Linked DNA regions of Mus musculus: region 1 is linked to region 2. Evidence: chromatin loops called from intact Hi-C (ENCODE). Cell type or tissue: left cerebral cortex. All regions are shown on one strand. Links, peaks and the distances in the headings refer to the core of each region. The heading gives the core; the rest is flanking DNA.

Region 1 (10,617 bases), core at 772-8,771, 66 kb after region 2:
GTCTAAGGAAGACATCACAGGCAGATGGAGGTAAGCTAAATCCCCTTATGCCACTCAAGTCATATTAAACTACTAATGGACAACTGAAACTCTCCATATGTCGGCTAAGGGAAAAGGATCCAGGTACCCTGATACGTCCTGGTTGCCTGAATCCTTTTCGATGTAAGCCGGTCGTGAAACCGATGAAAAGGGTCTGTTCTACAGGGTATGGTATATGGAAACAAGGTAGAAGCCAAAGCAACTCACTGTCGCTCCCAAGAACACACAGGCAACACTGTTTCCTTTATCTACAACTCTGAAGGGCTGCTCAACTCAAAGCTTTCACTCCCAGACAAACAACGGTCCTGAGGTGAGCCAAAGAACGCAATAAAGGTTCATTTGAGGAGGGAACTGAGACTCCCATTAGTTGCATTTGCTTTCTTAAGTCACAGAAGCAATGAAGGGGAAAGGATTATGATAGTTGCTGCAGAAATTGAGGCAGCAGTTAGAGGAAAGCTGGTTCCCTGTTGCATCATGAGGATAGGAATATTTGAAACTGGAGATATTCTTCAGGAAACTTCATAATACTTCCATGCCTAGAACTAAAAGCTAATGGAGACTCCTCTGCTACAAGCAGGAGCAAGGTCAGATTCTTCAAGACTGAAGGGTTGGGTCACTCTACAAGATCAAGACCCATGTGACACCTAAGGAGCAGGTTGGCAATAAAAACATCAAAGGAGTGTGCAGTAAGTGCACCATCAGCAGAAGCTGTTCAACTGCCCTCTGGTTTTTGCAGTGAGTACACCTTCTGCAGGTGTGCCATTTGTATAGCAAGTTCTGTCATTTTCTTCAACAACTTCCTGGAGTGATTGTACCAGCCCCACCCGCCCATCTGTCTCAGTGAGGGTTTCTATTGCTGTGGTGAAACATCATGCCCAAAAAAACAAGTTGGGGAGGAAAAGGTTTATTCATCTTACACTTCCACATTGTTCATCACCATGGGAAGTCAGGACAGGAACTCAAACAGGGCAGGATCCGAGAGGCAGGAGCTGATGCAGAGGCTATAGATGGATGCTGCTTTTTGGCTTGCTTCCTGACTTGTTCAGCCTGCTTTCTTATAGAACCGAGGACCACTTGACCAGAGATACACCACCCATAGTGGTCTAGGCCCTCCCCCATTGGTCACTAACTGAGAAAATGCCTTATAGCTGGATCTCATGGAGGCATTTCCTCAACTGAGGCTCCTACCTCTTATGATTCTAGCATGTGCCAGGTTGACAAACAAAAGCAGCCAGTACCCCATCCCTGTAAAGAATAAACTAGGTTAGAGGACTAAACTGGGGTTCCTGTTCCATGCAGCTCAAAACATAAGCCTGATGCATTTTTTTTACAAAAGGGGTGACAGTTTTCATTTCCTGACAGAATTGCATCTGCAATTGCATCTGCAGAGGTGAATGTGTTCTAGAGCCAGGACTGAGCAATAATCTAACACTAACTCCTGTTTAAATGGAGGGCATGAAGCAACCTAGTGGGTAATGGATAATGGATTTAACTTCATCAGTGCAAAGAATCTGAATCATGGAAACTGAAAACTCTTGCAATGATCCTTGCGGAATGGCTGAAGATTTGTTATCGAAGTATAAATCAGAGATGGCATTCAGCCAGGTAGATGAGATAACCCAATTAAAATGCTTTCTGGAACAGAACTTGGAGGAATGAAAAGAACAGTTAACGCACGCGTTAAACATCCTGTAAACTACAGAGACTTAAGCAAATCATTGTAAAAGCTGTGACTTATGCTCTGCTCCACATCTGATGGTTGTTGGCTAATGTTACAGACTTGAGCACTAGGGAAGATGGGTAAACCCTGGTGTAAACACCGAGGAACCGGTATGTCTTGTAACCAGATTTTTGAGGTGTTATTTTCTTGTTTGTTCTGGAGAACAGGATTCAAGCTCTGAGAGAACAGAATATGAATCGAAGCAAAACTAATGTTGAGGTCTGGGACTCACTGTATAGACCACACAAATACCAATCTCAGCCAAATAGGGATGGTTTATTGAATGCCACACCCCAAGACCAATGGATCAGGGCCATGTTCCGGACTTGGAAGTTGAACCATGACACTGAGTCAAGCTCAGTGCTACGGGGCTTTTAAGCCTGAAATACACAAACGTCTGTGCCAAGTTATTCCACCAGTCAGGATTTAGGGGTGGGGGTTTCCTTGGGAACATGTCTTTGTTGTACATTTATCCTGCTCCCATTGGTTGGGGTATTCAACTGTGGCAGGGGACTTGCTTTGTCTAACACACTCATGTCTTGTCAACCGGGATGGGACTTGTCTAACATTCGTGTCTTAACTTGCCAGCCAGGATATCGGTTCCCAGGCTGGTCTTGGGAAATTAAATTTTACTGGACCCCCTACTCAAAATGGAAGTCTTATTCCAAATAGCTTCCTATGTTAGTGAAGGTGTCTCTCTTATGTTGGGGGTCTAAGCTTACTGTACGTAACTATTCAAAGAGTTCTACTGCCTTCTATTGTGATCAGTTTCCAAGGACACAGAGTATAACAGAATATGTAATCAACATGGGCATGAGGACGTTTCCTAGTAACTAGCAGAAACAATGTGAGAAAGTTTCCTTATAATATTAATAACAGCACAAAATGGTAGGCTAGCCAGGTAACAGTTGCCTAGGCCTTAACATTCCATCTAGGCCTTAACAACTAACATGCTAAGAACACAGAGTCGAGGCTCATTGATGGCATTTAGCATATGGAGACCTAAGCCAGTGAGTAGATCGAAATCGAAGTCTTGCCTTGGGAGATAGCATGGGACAATCCTTAGAGCTCAGACTCCGGGGTCTAACAGCTCAAAACTCAGCTCCAACAACATATGAGCAACTGAGCTATGTACGTATGCTAGGTAGTTCTTCCACGCCTCAGTTTCCTAGTTAGTAAAACAAAACGAATTTCCCTCACAGTTGGTTTCCATTGAGAATATTATTATTTAATTACATGAATCAAATGTTAAGAGACTCGGGGAAACCCACACGGATGTGTTGTTCATGCAATCAACTTCATTCATTGTAATAAATTCTAGTGCTTATCATCATAAGATTTACTTGGATTCAGGACGCATTTGGGCTGCCGAGTCATCCATATGCTAGATCCTTAAAGTGCTGATTAAGAAACAATCATGTGTTAAAATAACTTCATTTTAATGATGAGGTGACTATATTAATTTGAAGATAAAGAACATCACTAAAAGCTTTGGCTGTTGACAAACCCACATGCCCACGTGTTTGTTTCTCCTGGGAAACAGACTTTTTGACAACAGAAAAACAAGTGGTATGCACCAGTCTTTGATAGTGCTTGACTGTTTCATTTAAGAAAGGGGTCAAAGGAAATGGATCCTCGTGACATCTCCCTAAGTGCTGGTTGCTCTTCTAGAGTGGCATCTGGAGCATGGTGTGTACAACTGGGTTTTGCTGCTGGTATCAGAAGTACAGGGCACTGTGTAAAAGAGCGCCCTGCTCATGGAAACACGCAGGTTGCTCACGAGTTGAACTAAACCATAATTTACCATCTTAAGAAGTCTCTCTTCTCAGGCTGGCAGTTCAGAACATTCTGGAGTTCAACACGCATTAACCCCTTTGGGCTTCAGCATACCGGGCTTTCAGAGGCCATTCCAGCTCAAAACTGTGGGTCTACTTAAAACACCCAGCTCAGCCTGAAAAAAAGTCTATTAAAACTGTTAAAAGGGGAGGTTTTTTGTTTGCACGTGTGGGTGGCTGCAGACTGAATGGCACACTGCTTGGAGCATGTGCGACTTCTGTGCTAGGATTTATGTAAAAGTAGTGTAGTCTGTAGAGAAAGGGGGCTAATCACACTGACTATTATAAAAGTCAATATACTGGAGAGATTCGCTGCAGACACTGCCGCAACCTTCTAGAACTCCAATGGCAGACCAATCTACTTTACTTTTGTGAAGCAGAAGCAGGCAGTAGCCTGGGGAGGGGCCTCTTACTGATCCAGCTGCGAAGCATCAGGAAGACAGGCTGCTGACAATGGTCCACAGCGAAGCATCCCGCCGCCACCATGTACAAGGTAAAAACAAGAGAGCTCTTGAAACCACACACGAGCCCTGAAGGCAATGGTGATTGGACACACCTGCAGGGATTTATCACTTTTATTAAGAAACAACGATTGCAAATTAAAGATAAAAACCAGATGTCTTATGAGTTTTTTTCAGAGGTGAAAAATGGCTCTTTACAAGAAATGACAGTAAAAAGGGCACATTCAGTTTGGCAAAACGTTCTATTCAAAGAGCCTCCCTTCCCTCCTTAACTGCTCAAATAGCTCCTATGGCTGGGAGTGAGGTCTGATATTTACACAGCTCAAAGTCTGAATGCTCACTAATGTCTTTGGGCTGTTCTACACACACGGCTGCTCTGTGCTCCCTCCAGCTCTGATCTTTGTTCTTAAAATGTACTACTCAATGAAGCGTTCCGAGTCTGGATGAATAAAATCCTCACCACCATAATTTGCTACTTTTCAAATCATCCTTCTTGGGAAGCTGAGGCCATTCTCTGGAAAGAAAGCAAACAGCTCGGAAATGCTCGCAATTGCGAGCAAAGCACAAAGGCTTTCTTGTGTTGCTGGGGGATAACCACTGCCTCCCACTTTGCCTGAGGAGTCTACCTTCCACCAGAAAAGATGTAAAATAACTCGTCTGTCAAAGGCATCATTACACGCCCCCCCCCTCAAATATGGGCGGTGTCTGGATGCAGACCAGGCCTTTTCTGCCTGTGGCTCTTTTGCTGCTTGCCTCATGGTGGTAATTTCCGTAGGCAAAGCTCAGGGGAAGAAGTTTGTGATACTCAGAGAAGACCAAGATACACAGCTCTCCAGACAGCAGTAATACTGACTGCAGGGTGCTGGTCACCAAGCAGCCACTTCAAAAACCCTTAGGACTCTAACAATCTGGTGAGTTTCTTCCTGAACATCAACTGTACATGGTAATATGCACACAAGCCTCTTCCCTCTTCCCTACCACCACGCATCAAGAGAGCAAAAAGCTGGGTAGCATTCTCTGGACCTCTCCCAATAACTGCTCCCCACTCTTTTTCTTCTTTGGAGCCACTGGGCTGTTCCCTTCCTTGGCTGTAAGGAACCATTATGGAGAGGGAGGAAGAGGCCTTGGCAAGCATTTACTTTCTCATGTAACACACGTCAGACACTTTGCCAGGAGCTGGCAGTTCAGAAATGAATTATGCATGCTCCCGGCCTCTTCCATTCCTGGAATGTCTACAGTGAGGAAACTTCTAAAAAAAAAAAAAGAATATACAATAAAATTGAGAAGGGCCAGCCTCCAATCCCAGCTCTGGTCATAGCAAACATATTCCAGTGCTTAAATACTGTAAATACTTATTTCCAAACACTACACTGGTAGTAATGAGCACATTTTCTCTATATTCTGTCAATGTCAGCTTCAAGTGCCACAGACAAGATGCAGTCAATAACTCTCAGCGGAAAGCCCAAAGCACTTTGTTTATGTAGCAGGAGTTCCTCCTAATTCTATCTGCCGCTAGCCAAAGAGAAGATCTGGGTGTCAGATCTTTAACACACGCTTTTTCCTCTAAGTACGCTATCTGCTCAGATACTGACTCCATTCCCCTTCCCCGACTTTAGGCTAAAAAGAGCCCAACTAGAAGGGACATGTAGCAGTGGTTCTCTGCTCCTGGGCTGAGCTGGACAAGAATACGCAGTCGGTTCAGATAAAGCTTCCATGCAAGCTCTCTGCCGAGTGCTTCCCATACACTGCACTCTTACTAGCGATGCTTACAGAAACACTAGACAAGGCATTCTAGATGGATATAAATACCCTAGAAAACTCCTGAAAATTACCACAAGCCCCAGGGACTCAACTGCCCAAGGGGATGCAGGTGCAGTCAGGAACCCAGGGGTCAGGAAGAGCAAAGGCACAAAATCCAAAAGCGGACCCCAGCATGGAGGAAAGCGGGCCCGGGAAATGACTGCAGGCTGAGACCCCTCAGAACTACCATGTGTTCCTCCCAGAACAGAAGAGGGCAGCCACAGGCAGCACCAACCACCCTGGCAGAGAACTGAGTGCTGGACTTTGGTCAGCTGGGCAGGAAGAAGGGGAAAGGATATGCAGAACCAACCTCATAAAATCAACTGTAAGTCTACCTAGTGTATTGGGTGAAAAGAAAACAAAAGAATCCACACTATCTATGGGGCCCTAGGTCTGATCCTCGGCACTGCGAGAAAAAAGTTTAAGAACTGAAAACATGTTTCTAGTGAAAGTGATAAAGACGGCGTCGGCAACAGCAGGTTGTGAGATAGTAAGTATAACCCAAGCGTCCACCCCTGTCCTGCCACCTCATACACGAGTCATGCTGCCGTGCGGCCGCAGACACACTACATTTCCCGGCTAGAGGCCTTTGCTATTTGGCTTTTGCTCTAGAGTTTTACATGTCTTAAGCTCTATTTTGAGACAAACGATATGCTCTGTCTCTGAACAAAGGTGTTTAATAGGCAGTTCTCTACATTCCATGGAGCCTGGTCCTTGGTAAAATGGCTTATTTGCCCTTTTAAAACCTTTACAGTCCACATGCTAAACAAACAAACAAACAAACAAACAAATGGCAAAGAGAAATGACTTTTATAAAGAGTGATTTTATGGATGTATCCAGAGATGGTCCTATTAAGGGGTTAGCTGGTGTAGGGAGGACAAACAGCATATGTGTGCTCTTATTTGTAGCTCCTGAGCTTTGTAGAGAGACATGAAACCACGGTGTGTATGCGATCTGAAGGTAGAAGGCAAAACTGTTCAGGGGAACAGCAGGACCTAACACGGGGAGAGGAGAGCTTGGGGGAAGTACTCAACTGCAGGGAAGTGTCCAACCACAGGGCCCTGTGCAACAAGCATACACAATGAGAAGGAAAACAGAACCTTTAGAAGGGCAATTTTACAAAACTGTAACTAGTGCCGGTTACATTTTCTTCTGTCTACTGCACGGCAGGAAGCAGCTGGGGCACTTGCTAGCTTGAGCCAGCAGAGCCCGCACTCTTATCTGTTCTTACATCTCCTTCAACAAAACCCACAAAGGGATACACATTCTGAAACCCTAACCGGTCCAGTTAGATTGTATCAGCCAGTCTCAGGGAACTACAAGCTGTGTGCTACTTCTCCCAACATAAAAAGGGAAGCTCTAGGTAACTGAAGGTTATAGCCTGTTAGGAGTAATCAGAATGGAGCCTCAAGAGCCCCGAGGGACAGATTCTTCTGTTAAACTGGAAGAAAAAAGTACTTTTTATTACTGTCTTTTTAAGGGGGCTTTTAACACTTGGTATTTATAGCAACATTGGTCCAGGCAACCCCACATATTTCAAAGTAGCTACAGAGCTTCTGGGACTGTGAATGGGTTCACATCTAATTCAGGTCTTTGAGAACAGACCATTACCAGCACTGGGAAGCTGTCAATGGCCAGAATGACAATCAGTCTGCAAACCTGGGGACTTAGGTGGAGAAACAGTATCTGCATTTAATGTAACAGAAAAAAGTCTTAACTGCCTTCCCAGGGGACCCAGAGGATTAGGACAGTTCTCTTTGCCTTCCCAGGGGACCCAGAGGATTGGGATAGTTCTCTTTGCTGCTGCTGTTCAGACCCATCAAAGAGCATCTTCAGAGGGTGCAACAAAGAGCTACAGTGAGCCGAGGAGATGGAGAGCCACTCCTCAGTCTGAGCACAGTCAGCACATAGTGGAAGAATGGAAGGCTGTCGTCTGTGCGAGAGAAACATTGTGTGTAGCTGTTTGCAGAGGAGCAGATGGCTAGGTGAGGGTAATGAGGGTCTGGCCCTAAGTGGGGACGAGGAAAGAAAGCAACACAATGTTCTTGTTCTTCAATCACATACAATCCAGCTAAGGGCACACAAGCGCCACATGCTGTGTGACAGGGTTACTCTTCCTCAAGGGGATCCAAGAGAGGACAATCAGACCTTCAGAGTGATCAGCGGAAAAGAGCCAGGCCTGTTTCTGTATGTAAACATGCTGTGTCATGCCACCTCCCAGGCACACCCAAAAGCAGTCCCATATCTATGGAACAAGAAGACTTCACCCTGCCGCAGCTGGGGTTTGAGCACACTCACGCCTGTGTATCAATCAATCATCATCGATGACTTGACAGGTGACAATTCTCAGAAGTATCTTCTGGCTACCAGGTCTTAACGCCTCTCACAGACACATATTTGAAACCCACAGGAGTCCCATGGAAGTGTGTGGCTGGGTTCACAGGGGCAACAGTCTCTCAGGGTGCTGAAAGAGTGAGCTGTATTGGGCCACACTTCCTTCTCCATCTCCGTAAACAGGCCAAGGGGCTTCACGTGGGAGATGGAAGGAAAGGTCTCCCTCTTCTCGATCCACTTTCAAGTTTTCTTCCTTTCTAATGTGCAATGAGCGCTGCAGGACTGCTCTAACTACAGAAAGCAACAGGTGAAAGAAGTGTGTGATCTTTGCATTGACTAATCAAATAACGTGAAATGTGCGTGGTGGGATCCAGCCGTCTACTCCAGCATCACCGGCATCCAGCTCACAGATCTGCTCATGGGGACAACTGCTTCTCTCCCAACACCAACACGCTGGAGGGAGTCCGGCCTCATCACTCCTGGGGTCTAATTTTTCGCATGTCCACTGGATCACTCAGTGCCTGATTGTGCCTGGAATGTTGGCTGTGCTGCAAAGTGCTTAAGTGTGCAGGGGTGACGGGAGGAAAGAGGTACATAGCAAAAAGGCATCGGTAGCAACAAGTGCGACACAGGTAGAAAACTAGAAGCTCTGAGACTTGGAATTCAACAAATATGGTTCTGATGTTCTGGCAAAGAAATAGAAAAGCAAATGCAGAGGCTGCCCGACGGTCTGCCTGGTAGCCTTGCTTGTTTTGTTTATTCTATCTCAGGGATGCCTATGTGGAATCTACAAATGCAGACTCGTGAGAGCAGATGAGTCCCATCCTTTTGGAGGAAGCTCTGGAGCCTTTCTGCTTCAATACTCTGGTAATTTGGCATCAGCTAAAGTGAAATGGTGGCCAGACCTGCAGCAGAGGCCGCTCTCACATAACACCGTCTGTCTGTCTGTCCCAGGCAGACCTCAGTCCTTCTTGTCATCCTTTTGCAGCTCACTTTTTGTGGTCCCGAGGTTTTTCCACACCTCTGTGTACATTAAGGTTCCAATGAAGACAAACGAGGTGCCCAGCCAGTGCCACATAGTGAACTGGTTCTGGAAGTACAAGATAGAAAAGATGAGGCTCACAAACTTGCGCAGAGTCACAACCAGTGTGACGGTGAGGGAGGTACACTCTGTTGTAAGGATGAACACACCCCGGATGCACACATATCTGGAGGAGTGGTTAAGGCTGTTCTCTGTAAACTAGGGTTTAGGTTCAAGTCCTGGCTTCAACTTGACATGCTGAGAAAACAGGAAGAATGCTGTGTGGACTCTCCTTAGCAGGACTTGCCGAAGGACTCTGGCCCTGCCATTCCTAAGCCCATTACTACGGATTGTCCTTACAGTTTATAATGAAGGTCATCTTGAACTGAATGCCGGAGTGCCACTCTCGGGAAGGGGATCCTACTCAACTTATTCTGTCTTGTCCTCAGGCCCTCCAATCTCTCCTGAAGCTCTGTATGGCAAATCTATGTGGTTTCAGGGGAGGCACTCAACCGCCATCTGTTTCAATGTTTTAAAGATGCCACGACTCATATAGTAGTAAGGTCCTTCTACTAACATAATTACTTTTAAAGTAGTCTCAATTTGAAGTTTGTTTCAGAACCTTGCAGCGACTTATAATAGTCATGAATAATAACTATTTTCTAGGATACCAGGAACCCAGGCAGGAATCTCAGACTATTTCATAACATAACCAGCTGTAAGCAATCCACGGAGTCCTGTTTCCTCAGTGGGACCTATCTGACCTTCTGCACCATCAATCCACGGAGTCCTGTTTCCTCAGTGGGACCTATCTGACCTTCTGCACCATTACTCTCTTTCCCTCTACAAAGGGGCTTCATGAATGGGTTTATCTGTCTCCAGCTTACCATATAAATCAAGGCAGAACCCAAATTCATATCCCCACATTGTTAGAATAAACAATCCTCTGCCAAAGCAACATGGGGACAGACATAAAAGAGGACTAAAGGATACTGAGTCACGACATTCATGAGGAGGTAGAACCACATGACGGGCATCGTCACACCGATGACTGGAACTTGATAGAGTTCTGCAGAGGCAAAGAGATGACACAATCATGGCGGCATGGACAGACCAAGGTTATACAGGCAAAAACAGGGACGGGAACTGCAGCACCGTTTCCCTTGAAAGCAGCTGGCATGCACGTCTCTTCCCTACCTGCTCTCAGTCTGTGCTAACCACAGGAGTGGGGCTCCATGGGGATCCCCAGGATCTCCACAAACCAGGACATTAATAGTGACAAGTGAGGTCTTGTAGTTCGGAGCCTCGAGGTCCCTTTTACTACTACTTTCATAACACATTTCTAGGTCAAAAGACGACAGACACAGCACCAGCACAGGCAGATCAGGCCCAATGTGGTATACAAT
Region 2 (10,617 bases), core at 993-8,992:
AGAAAAAAGAAAAAGAAAACTGGAGACAAGAGGACCAGTTTCGATAAAGTGGGCAGGTGATGCCAGCCCGAGCCAGGTAGGATATACTCACCAGAACATGAGCACAGTAGTGGCTTCATAGAATCCCTTGTGCTCATGATCCCTTCGCTGTGTCCACTGATCTCCTGATGTGTATTTGCACTGGGTGTGCAGACAACATCGTTAGCCTACTCAGAGGCATGGGAACGCCTGGGCTTTTGTGGCTACATGTTGTGAGAAATCACAATCTAGCATATTACCATGTACTGAATCATCACAGAATGGCATATCGCCATGTATTGAGTCATGTGCTCACAGCCAAGCTCCCTGAATTAGCATGGGGCTTGCTGTCCTGTCATGCTTTCCTGAGGCACTCAAGTCCAGAACCAAGGTTTTAAATCTGTGCTTTGAGTCTCACTGAGATGGTCTACTTCCCCAACCAGCGGCTCACTCTTTCTTCTTAGATAGCTTTTCTTCCTACCTAGCCTTACCCTAGCTACTTTAGAATGGCATTATTAGGGACAGCCATCCAAATGTCCTTCCTTCCCACAGTGTCCTTTCTATAGGCATGGCTTGTTAGCTGTTTCAATGACAGCCCTCTCTAAAATGCCAAAGTTCCCCTCCGTTCTTTATAACCGGAGATGCAGCCCCTCCTTAGTCTCCAGCCTAGTCCTTTGGTGGCAAAGTGCAACTACCAGGGAGTGTGGCTCCCATCTGAAGCCATGACTTAACCAGGATATCACTAGTAAACTAATTAGCAAATAATAAAGTCATAGAAATACGTGTTTGGAGGAGGGGGCAGATGCTGACAGGGTGGCCCAAAGAAATCCACTTAAGTTAAAGTTGGTGCTGCTTCTCCTAAGTGAGTGTGGTGAAACATTGTGATGTATTTCCTTTTCAAGGTGTTCATATTCAGGCAGCACACACACACACACACACACACACACACACACACACACACAGTGCAGGTGTCTGTATGTAAAAATCGGATGACAGATGGAAAAGCCCACAGGTCATCGCAGGTCTTTCTTAATAGAAGGTCCCTCAGCCTCTGGGAGTCTGTCATCCTGGTCTCCACATCACTGAAGCCATTCCTTTGTTTACCTGCCCACTTGCTTGAAATTGCTTCTTTGTGTAGTCTCTGTTTAGAAACCCTTCACAGTTCCCTGCCACTCAGTCCCTTTGTTGGGAAATGTAAATTCAACATAGCTTGTAAAGACTTTGCTGAGGGTGCACAGCCTGGGATGCCAGGCCACAGACTTATCCTCCCCGACTATCAGGGACAGCAATAAGAGAGAGGGGCCCAGGTCTCTGCCCAGGCACAGAGAAAAATGCCAGTGCATTCCAACAACAAAACAAATGTCACTGTGTTTTGAACGTGTTCTCTTTTGGCATCTACCGTGTGAACGTAACATTGAGGCCTGAAATTTTCCTGGTACGTTTAATTCTTGATCATAGTAGAAAGGGAGCAGCCATATGACTTTTAACCATCTCTGTTCTGACTTGTAACGTGGAGGCTTTTGAGGCTCAGCTCTGCACCTCCTAATTAATGTGTTGTCACAGAAGTTGACTGGAGCCATCCTGGTATGGCTGCTTAACTCTGCTCTGTGGTCTCTTCTTTTTCTTTTGTAAATGAATCAGCGTGTCAAGCATCTACTGATTCTCCTCTCCTAGTTCAGAGCTGTTAGATAATCTAGACTTCAGTTTTACTCCCAGAACTTACTACTTGGAAGGCAGAAGGCTAGGAGATCTAGAGTCTTGGGGAGTTGGGAACTCTGTGTTCTGGTTCTCGGGCCATCACCAGCCTGCAGGGTGACCTTGGACAGGTCACCTTCGTAGTCACCTTTATAATGGTGAGCTTCGCAGCTGTGCACCTCACACCTTTCGTTTTCTCTTGATGTTACAGTAATTATAGTGAATGGCTACTATGTGCCAGGTGTTGGGAATGCAAGGACAAAATAGAGGGCAAAGGTCTTCCAGCTAGATATTGTGCTGGGACGACAGGAAAGGTTATCAAAGGAGGTTTCAGAGTAAGGGTGTGTGTGTGTGTGTGTATATCTGTCTGTCTGTCTGTCTCTGTGTGTGTCTGTGTGTGTGTGTGTCTGTCTGTCTCTGTGTGTGTGTCTGTCTGTGTGTGTGTCTGTCTGTCTGTCTCTGTGTGTGTGTGTGTGTGTGTGTCTGTGTGTGTCTGTTTCTGTGTGTCTGTGTATGTGTGTGTCTGTGTGTGTGTGTGTGTGTGTGTGTGTGTGTGTGTGCGCGCCTGCGCACGTGCACATGTGTGGTTACCAGTGCTGTCTCAAGACAGTAGATAGCTAAGGTCTCTGTAGTTAAGAGTTCATTCAGCACTAGAACTGTGCGTTCCCACAGAGGCGTGTGCATAATTCTAGTCTAAAATCACAATCCAGGAAGAATGAGGTGTCTCTGCCCTCAAGTGGAGGAAGAGATGGGCCCTGAACAAGCAGTTGGGAATGCAGATGGTGCAGGCTGCGGTTGTAGGAGCATAAAGACCTGCATACTGTACCAGAGGAGGTTAGGAGAAGCATTCGGAAGGTGACGCTTAAGCACAGTCCTGACAAAGAAGCGGCCATGTGTGTGGAGAGAGGGGAGAGGAGCCTACAGAAAATGCTCATAGATCAGAGAGAATGTGAAAGCAATCGATGCTATACTTCTTCAACTGTCATTATGTGGCGGCAAGGGGGGCGATTCAGAAAGCAATAAATAATGTAAGTAAAAATTGGATATCGATGAACCCAAATTTGTATAATCCTCATAGATTATAGTGATTAACTATAGTCTAACACTTCTAAGGCACACTGTTTTCACAATTGCATTACTTTATGATTTATGATCGGTGGGGTCGATTTCATTTGTAAAACATTCTTCACAATGAAAGCGGTTCCATTGTGACTTTCAAGTTCATGAAAATAGACTAAGCTCTCTGTTTCTGACTTTGGAGCCTGTCACATGAGCTCTCTGTTTCTATGACTTCAGGGCCTGTCACACCACGAGACCGCCTTACTTTGGTGAAGGAGATCGAGTTGATTATCATTTCATTTCCCAAGAAGTTTTTGACGAAATGCTGAACATGGTAAGGCAGGTCCCTGCTTTTCTGTCTTCGTTTTGTTGTTTGTCTTGGTTTTGGTTCGTTTTTATCAGGTAAGACATAGATGCTCTTTGCCAGGAGTCTAAGGAAACAGTGGTTTCTGAAATGGTAAAGATAAAGATGAAATGTCTTGCACTTGCTAAATCTGGATCTGTGTGAGATGTGCTCATTGCTGAAGGCGGTACACAGTCCTTTGGCTTCAAAAACATTTTCTTAAACACTTGTTTCTTCTCTGCCTTCACCTGGAAGGGACTCCTCACAGCTTGGATGTGTTTTTCCCAGTTGTGAGTACACGCTAATGCAGTACATACTCACTCCCAGCTTTGTTACCCAGAAAGAGCATCTCCAATCACCATATCTCTCGTGCTTTTCTTACACCACACCTCGTAGTTTTGCCTACACCACAGTCCTTCCTGTCATTGAATGCAGCACCGAGGACCAGTGAAGGACCAGTCCTTCCTTTGTGCCGTGAGCAGTCAGCATTCAGCCAGGAGTACTGTATCTCTTCTTTCTCTTTTCTCCTTCCCTTCTTTCTCTGTCTTCACCCCCAAACAATGGGCATGCCATAAACCTCCATTGTGCACAATCATGGCCATCTAAGCTTAGGCCGTGCAATTACATTAGCTTGGTTTTGCCCAGCTGACTACTGTGGTACGTGTTCTTAGGGCTCATCGTGTACTCACAGAGAAAGCACGTGAGCAAGTCCCATTCACCCATCAGCTTTCCCCATAACCTTGTCAAAAGAATGTCTTGGACATCATAAGCCTCTTCTCTTGGGGCTGTATTTTGACAGGTCTGCTTGAGGTATTAAGAGTCTTCTAGAAGTTTGTATTTCTATGAGCCTTTAAAGGAGATTTGAGGCATGTCTTCACTGTACTAAGAAGCATTTTTTTTTTTCTCAGAATCCTAGGATGAAATCTCCCTCGATCCCACCATGGGAGTTTAATTCTGCTGTGAGAGTGGGACACCCTCTCTGGGAGTTTGGTTTATTCTGTTCTCCACCCGTAGCACCTGTTCCCCTATGTCCATAGCTTATCAGGTCTATAATCAAGTTAGTCTGCTTCAGTCCCCAGTCTAGGACATCGATGCACTTCTAGGCTATATTTAGCTTTACGGTTTAATGCCCCACAGAAATCCCCGTGTATTTGAGAAGCACTCATTTTTCCTGTCTCTGCCAACACGTGTTACTCCAATGTAATTCCCATCAGAGTTTCACCTCTGATCTCCTTTTCTTTAGTGTGTGACACTGTTTCATGAAGAGAGCTAAACCAAGAGAGTCATAAATCCATGATACACTGTCAGCCCCCCAACCATGCCCACGCTGTCAGCCTTGTGCACATAGAACACCCCTCCACGCACCACCTGCCCACACAGCCTGACTCTCTCAACAGACACTGTGGCCTGTCCACCCCCAGATGCCTACTGTGAACGGCCTACCTAGCCACTGTGACAGAGAAAGCATATGGACCCCCACGCTCTCCCATGTTCATGTGTCTTTTCAACCAACACTTTCCTATAATCAGCAAATCATTCCTCATTCCTTAGCCCACAGCCCACAGCCCACAGTTCACAGCCCACAGAAGTACATCAGCCCTTTCTACATGCACTGCACTTAGTCAAGGCGCCCCCTCTCCGGTGGAAATGCAACACACTGGAGGCTTCTATTGTGTGACCATTGCTACTTACTAGGAAATCCACATGCACTGTGTGCCTGGCCAGAACTGGGGAATTGCATCATCTCAAGGCTTAACAAATCAGTTGAATGGGGTCTCTTTTATGTTATATGTACGATGCAAGGTCTCTTCCAACCATGCCTGTTTCCAGAAAATGTTTATGAGATACACAGGAGAAGTAAACAAACATCTATCTGAAAAATAATTCAGATATGTGTACATTTTGGAGACAGAGCACATGATAGAGTATTAGCTCTCCAGAGAAACAGACGCAGTAAATAGGGTGTGTGTGTATTTGTATAATCTCTCTTTTATACACACACACACACACACACACACACACACACACACACACACACACACATTTATATGCATATCTAGTCACACATGTGCGTGCACACACACACATACAAAGACACATACATATTTATACACATACGTATATGGAGAGAGAGATTGGCTTATTAGAGTATCACACAAGTGTGGAGATTGGCAAGCCAGAACCTTCCGTGTGGGTGGGCAAGCTGGAGACTTAGGAGATCCCGCAGTAAAGGTGAGGTCCAAGGCTCACCTTTCTGTTCAATACAAGTCTTAAAGGGATTGGATGCAGCCCACCCACACTCCAGACCAGTCTGCTTGTTCCAAGTTCACCAGTTTCAATGTTAACCTCACCCCCAGTCACTCTCCAGGTTGACCCATGAACGTAACCATCACACATGGTAAACACACCGAAGCATGAAAGGTGAGCCATAGCTACATTCATAGACGTCCATATTTAAATGCATACATGCATATGGAAAAGAATCAGAACTTTTTTTTTTCAAAGAACAAGGAAATTATGAGGTTGAAAGAATAAAAAATGAAGGACATGCATTGGTGGGTTTTTAACTTTGATTGTAATGATTTTCCTCCCCAACCCCAGCACGCATAGTCCCATGAAACCCACCCAACCTCAAAAGGCACTCTGTGTCTCCTGCCAAAACTGTCTCCTCTGGCAGATAGCCAGTCTGTCATCTATACATATCTGCAGAACATCTGGAGCCAGGAGGGTAGCAAGAGACTCTGGGGCTGCTGCTGCTGTTAATGACGGCAGCATTAGACTCCCAACTGCACGGTATTTTTAATGATGCTCCTGCCATCTGATGGGGTTGGGTGCACCCCTGAACATCATTTATTTTAAAGTCATGCATTTCAGAAGGCACATTTACCAAGGTCAATCAGGTTTTTTATTACTTCTATTGTTATCAGCTTCGAAGTTTAGGGTAGGCCTAATGGATTAATAAATATATCATCAAAGAAAAAGTTACAATTTGAAGGGTGTGTTTTTTTAACCTACATTTTCTTTTCTTTTTGTAAGGAATAAAGCTGACACAGGAAATGGGCCTCCAGGATATACAGAGAGGGTGGTATTTATATTTAAATGACTATAGCGCAGGCAACAATTTTGTTGACTAACATTTAAGGTACTTTCAATAAAAAGCCATCTTTACAAGGAAAACCAGACTGGGTCTATTTTTCTTTTTGTCTTTTTCTTTTTGCCAAGCTTTTAGGATATCTAAACAGCCTTCATGGTTACCCATTGCTCATGGCTTATCTTTAAATGCAAGGAATTTAGGATTGGGGTCCTTGTCTGCAGGCCTGGGATGCTGGCATAGCTACAAGGGAGAGGGCGAGCCATTAGTTTTACTCCCTCCATGAGGAAGGTTTGTGGTGGGAATTTGTCAGGAAATAGGTAAGCAAGCACCATGGTCTGATCTATCAGAAGCTTCCACCCATAACCCTCTCACACATCCTGTCAGTAGACTGTCTCAGTAAACCTTTTCTTAGATAGACTCCTGAAGAACCCCGCCAGAGCTTAGGTGTTCCACTGCCCCATGGCCCTGTTGCTCTTCTGCACTTCCTAACAACTTTTCAGTTCTATTGAATTACATGAGAGTAAGACATTAAGTCATTTAGTCACTACATTACAGCAACTGTTATGTGCAAACTTTTGTATTTTTTCTAATTCCAGGGGAAATTTATTTTAACATTTAATTATGGCAATCACAATTATGGATTAAATAGGGACACGATAGAAGGTATTGCAAGAGATGGATTAGCAAGCTGCATTCATATGGAATTAGAAGTAAGTATTTTTCATTCAACTGTGAGTGTGTGTGGTGTGTATGTGTGTATGTTGAATGTCTGAAGTTGGGGCTACACTATCGGGCTAACATACTGCTGGGCACAAGAGAAATGCTGTAGAAATGTCAAGTGGTAAGCTGATTGTCACTGTGGGGTAAGACCCGTGAAAGTAAGTGACAAGATTTAGATCACAGCCCCATTCAAGATGTATTGCCTCTTATTTCCTCAGTAAAGTACCCGTTTGTCTTCACAGTATGTCTCTGTTTATATGAAGGGGGTACAGGCATGGGTGGCTCCATGTGCCCTCAGGACTGTGTCAGCCTCAGTGGTCACCCTCTTCCTTCATTCTCCACGGAGCTGTGTAGGTGGTACTGTCGTTTGGCTCCGAGTGTTCACTAGATGCAACGCCTTTATACTTCTGGCAAGTTAGACTTGCAGATTTCCAGATTTTTGTCCCTCCCCTATCTACCCGCTACCCCCAACAACCTTCTCAAATTAGAACGTACAGACATTTTCCCAAAACTGCAAAATAGAGGAAATCCTTGAATTTCCCACCTACTGGCTTGAAGAACATTAACACAACTAAATTATCCAGGTCTTCAGTGATGATCAATGTTTTAAAATTGCTTTTGCTAAGCAATATAACTCTTATAATCAGACAAAATAAATTTTATCAAAACAAACATAAAAGAAAACTTGACAAGGCTGTTCTTTCCCGTTGACTAAATGCTTGCCTCATTCTCCTTTGTCATGCCACAGAGGAGGAGGAGATGGTGGTCCCATTTGGCTGACTGTCCCTGCTTCAGTGGAGCTGGGCACACTTCTTTCAGCTCTTTACCTTTCTGCATCATTATCCATTCTTATCTCTTTGCAGTTGGTTGGTTCTGCATCTTTAAGAGGAGTCTCCTTTACTCTCTTTAAATTATTATTATTATTATTATTATTATTATTTTAAAAGATGGGTTCAAAGAAAGTGTCTGCCTTGGACAGAGAAACAAAACCTCATGCGTGTTTGAGTGCAGCTGCACTCTATCTTCTTGTGTCCCCCTTTTTCCAGCTTCACAGTTTCTTGAATGATGGCTCCTGTTCCCCATTTTTGTTTTTGTTTTTGTTTTTTTTTGTTTTTTGTTTTTTTTCCTCCCTGAAAGCTCTCCTCCTCATTTCCTAGAGGTCAAGTCCATAAACTGTTTTATATCTCCCGCTCCTCTCCACCTGAGGTGTCTTTTTCCTGATTGCCCTTTGTCACCTGCTCTTCGAGACACTGTTTTAAAAGCAGCCTGTGTTTCTTCCCACCAAATCATTAAACCAAAGATTCTGAACTTGAGTTAGATGACGTTAGAAGTGATTTGAAAGGGCTTCACAGTCCACTGGGAACAGCTCTCCCCTGCCCCACCCCCACCCCCTGCCCTGCCCCTTGGGAAACTCATGCCCAAGAGAGATGTGAGAGAGTTTGAGGGATGTGTGCAGAGTCCTTAGGAACTACAGAGCTAAAGTCACAACCCAGACCTCCCAGGTTACAGACCACACCCCTTCACCCAGTGGTCACCTGCCTCAGCATGGTATGCTAACCTTGGTCTGTCCCCTTCTGAATGGAGGCTGTAACACGTGGAACCACAAGGTTGGGTTTTTTGTTGTTTGCTTATTTGTTGAGCAGTTAATTACAACCAGTCTTTAAATTTTGCATCTGTGAATGGAGGAAATGTTGGAGGCAGAAGTTCTGGCCCCTAGATGGTAGAGGCCAGTACTTTCCAAACAATAGAAAACCAAGGTAGCTTTGGTGGTTCCAGCAGCGGTGGTAGCTATGATGGTGGCTGGAGGATTTAATTACCCAGAGAAGTGACAGGTGACATAGATGCTTGAACTCAGCCAATCACAGTGGTAGCAGGGTCTAGCCTCCACAAAGAAGACATGCTTTAGACAACACTCACTCATATTTGGCAACCCCTTCCCCAACTCCCCTAAGTTCAAGGACTGTCTCTGTGACTGTAGTACTCTGACCGTGGTGCTAAATTTTATAAATCTCTACCTCTACCTATCTATTCTGTGGTACCAAGGTGATGAATGGAAGAAGAGCACCATGGGAGCCCTTTTTCCCTGGGAAGAGCTCTGTCTTCTAGTGCTTCAAGGATGCCCGTTGAAATATGGAATAAAATTACTGTTCAATAATAAAATGGCAATACTGCCCTATTTTATGCCCAGCAATTTTCTTTTTCTTTCTTTTTTTTTTTTAACAGCCATATTCATTAGAAGGATTCATTTGAGGACAACCAGGTGGAATTAATTGTAATAGTTCCTACGACAATTTAATATTCAATGAAGAGGGAAAAGTAATCCAGCCTTGGACTATTTATAGGGAGTGTGATACTGTTGTGGTGCCCCTGAGTTGTCACGTGTTCCCACAGTGATGTCCACAGTATAAGCTGTTTCTGACTTACCTTCTTTAACCACCTAGGGTGTAAGAAGTTTGAAATATTCTTATTTTGAGCCTCGATATATCTTGGTGGTGCCTATGGACAAGGAAAAATATGAGGGATACTTGCGGAGAAAGGGATTGTTCAGTCGCGCAGAAATCGAAATTGCCGTCTCCAGGGTGGACCTTTATGTTAAAGTTAATCAGAAATACCCAGGATATTTTGATGCAGTAATCAATGCAGGTCAGTAATGCCCAGAGTTTAATTATTTTTTATTTATGTTTTCATGTTTGAAGTATACAATCACTGCTATATTAGTCAGGGTTCTCTAGAGTCACAGAACTTATGGAAAGTCTCTATATATTAAGGGAATTTATTGTGATGACTTACAGTCTGCAGTCCAACTAACCCAACAATGGGCAGCTATGAATGGAAAGTCCAAGAATCTAATAGTTGCTCAGTCCCAAGAGGCTAGGTGTTTCCCCTGGTCTTCTGTATAAGCTGGAATCCTGAAGAGGTCGGTTCCAACAGATGTGCTGGCAAGTAAGCACAAGCAGGTGCAGAAGAGAGAGCCTTCCTCCTTCCATGGTCCTTATGTAGGCCACCAGTAGAAGGTGTAGCCCAGATTAAAGGTGTGCATCTCCACGCCTGGATTTGGAAATTGCTTTGTCCCAGGCTGGCCTTGAACTCAGATATCTGTTTACTTCAGTCTCTTGGGATTAAAGGTGTGTACTGCCTTGTCTGGGCCGAAGCTTTTCATGGCCACTATGCCTCAAGGTCTGGATCACAGATGTGCCCTCCATTTCTAGACTGTAGTCCATTCCACACGTACTCAGGTTGACAGCCAGGAATAGGCATCACAAATGAGTTTCCAGTTTAGGTCATGGAAAGAGAATTCTGAGGAAACAGAGACGTTTGTTGTAATTACAAGCTGCAAAAAGCTGCAGAAGTGGGTAAGCACCTGTGAGAGCCAGGCTCCCACTGTTCCCATCAGAAGTTAAGCTTCATCAGTCCGTAAGGTTGTGACTAATTCAGTTGTATAAAACGGGGACACGGATTTCTTCCCCTGGGGACATTGTGATAACAAAGATATCTCATTTGAAATACATATTTAAACTTTTAAAGGCACATGAAGCTCAGGTATTTTTATCATAACCTAACTTTACAAAGAATCATGACTACTGAAAATATTGGAAAATTTAAAATATCTGGGTAAAACACCTTAAAAAACTAACTTAGAATAAAGCATGTCTTTTTTTTTTAAACCCAGATATTTTCAAATTTTATC

The links. Hi-C counts contacts between places; a loop is a spot of excess contacts. Peaks named below come from ENCODE experiments on the same cell type or tissue, not always from the same donor. Only the 100,000 strongest peaks of a DNase experiment are listed, where the experiment ranks them.
Region 1: a loop joins it to region 2, with 2.2 times the contacts of the local background. A loop is called at or near these places in 3 of 42 quality-filtered maps.

Annotation. Positions count from the first base shown.
Region 1 is chr6:34,149,229-34,159,845 of GRCm38, forward strand. It overlaps Slc35b4 (solute carrier family 35, member B4), which reads right to left. Exons shown (of 10, transcript NM_021435.3): 9 at 10,205-10,280; 10 at 6,651-9,398. The coding sequence ends at 9,152. Among named protein-coding and RNA genes, the nearest start is that of Gm13855, 23 kb to the right of the region's middle. In left cerebral cortex, for the core only: a CTCF peak has its summit at 7,064; DNase peaks (open chromatin) are centred at 3,800, 4,541, 5,181 and 7,029; H3K27ac peaks cover 1,351 bases.
Region 2 is chr6:34,083,367-34,093,983 of GRCm38, forward strand. Lrguk (leucine-rich repeats and guanylate kinase domain containing) reads left to right here. Exons shown (of 20, transcript NM_028886.1): 12 at 3,010-3,106; 13 at 6,806-6,919; 14 at 9,371-9,572. Among named protein-coding and RNA genes, the nearest start is that of Gm38786, 59 kb to the left of the region's middle. In left cerebral cortex, for the core only: no CTCF peak of the experiment used is centred there; DNase peaks (open chromatin) are centred at 4,562 and 7,365.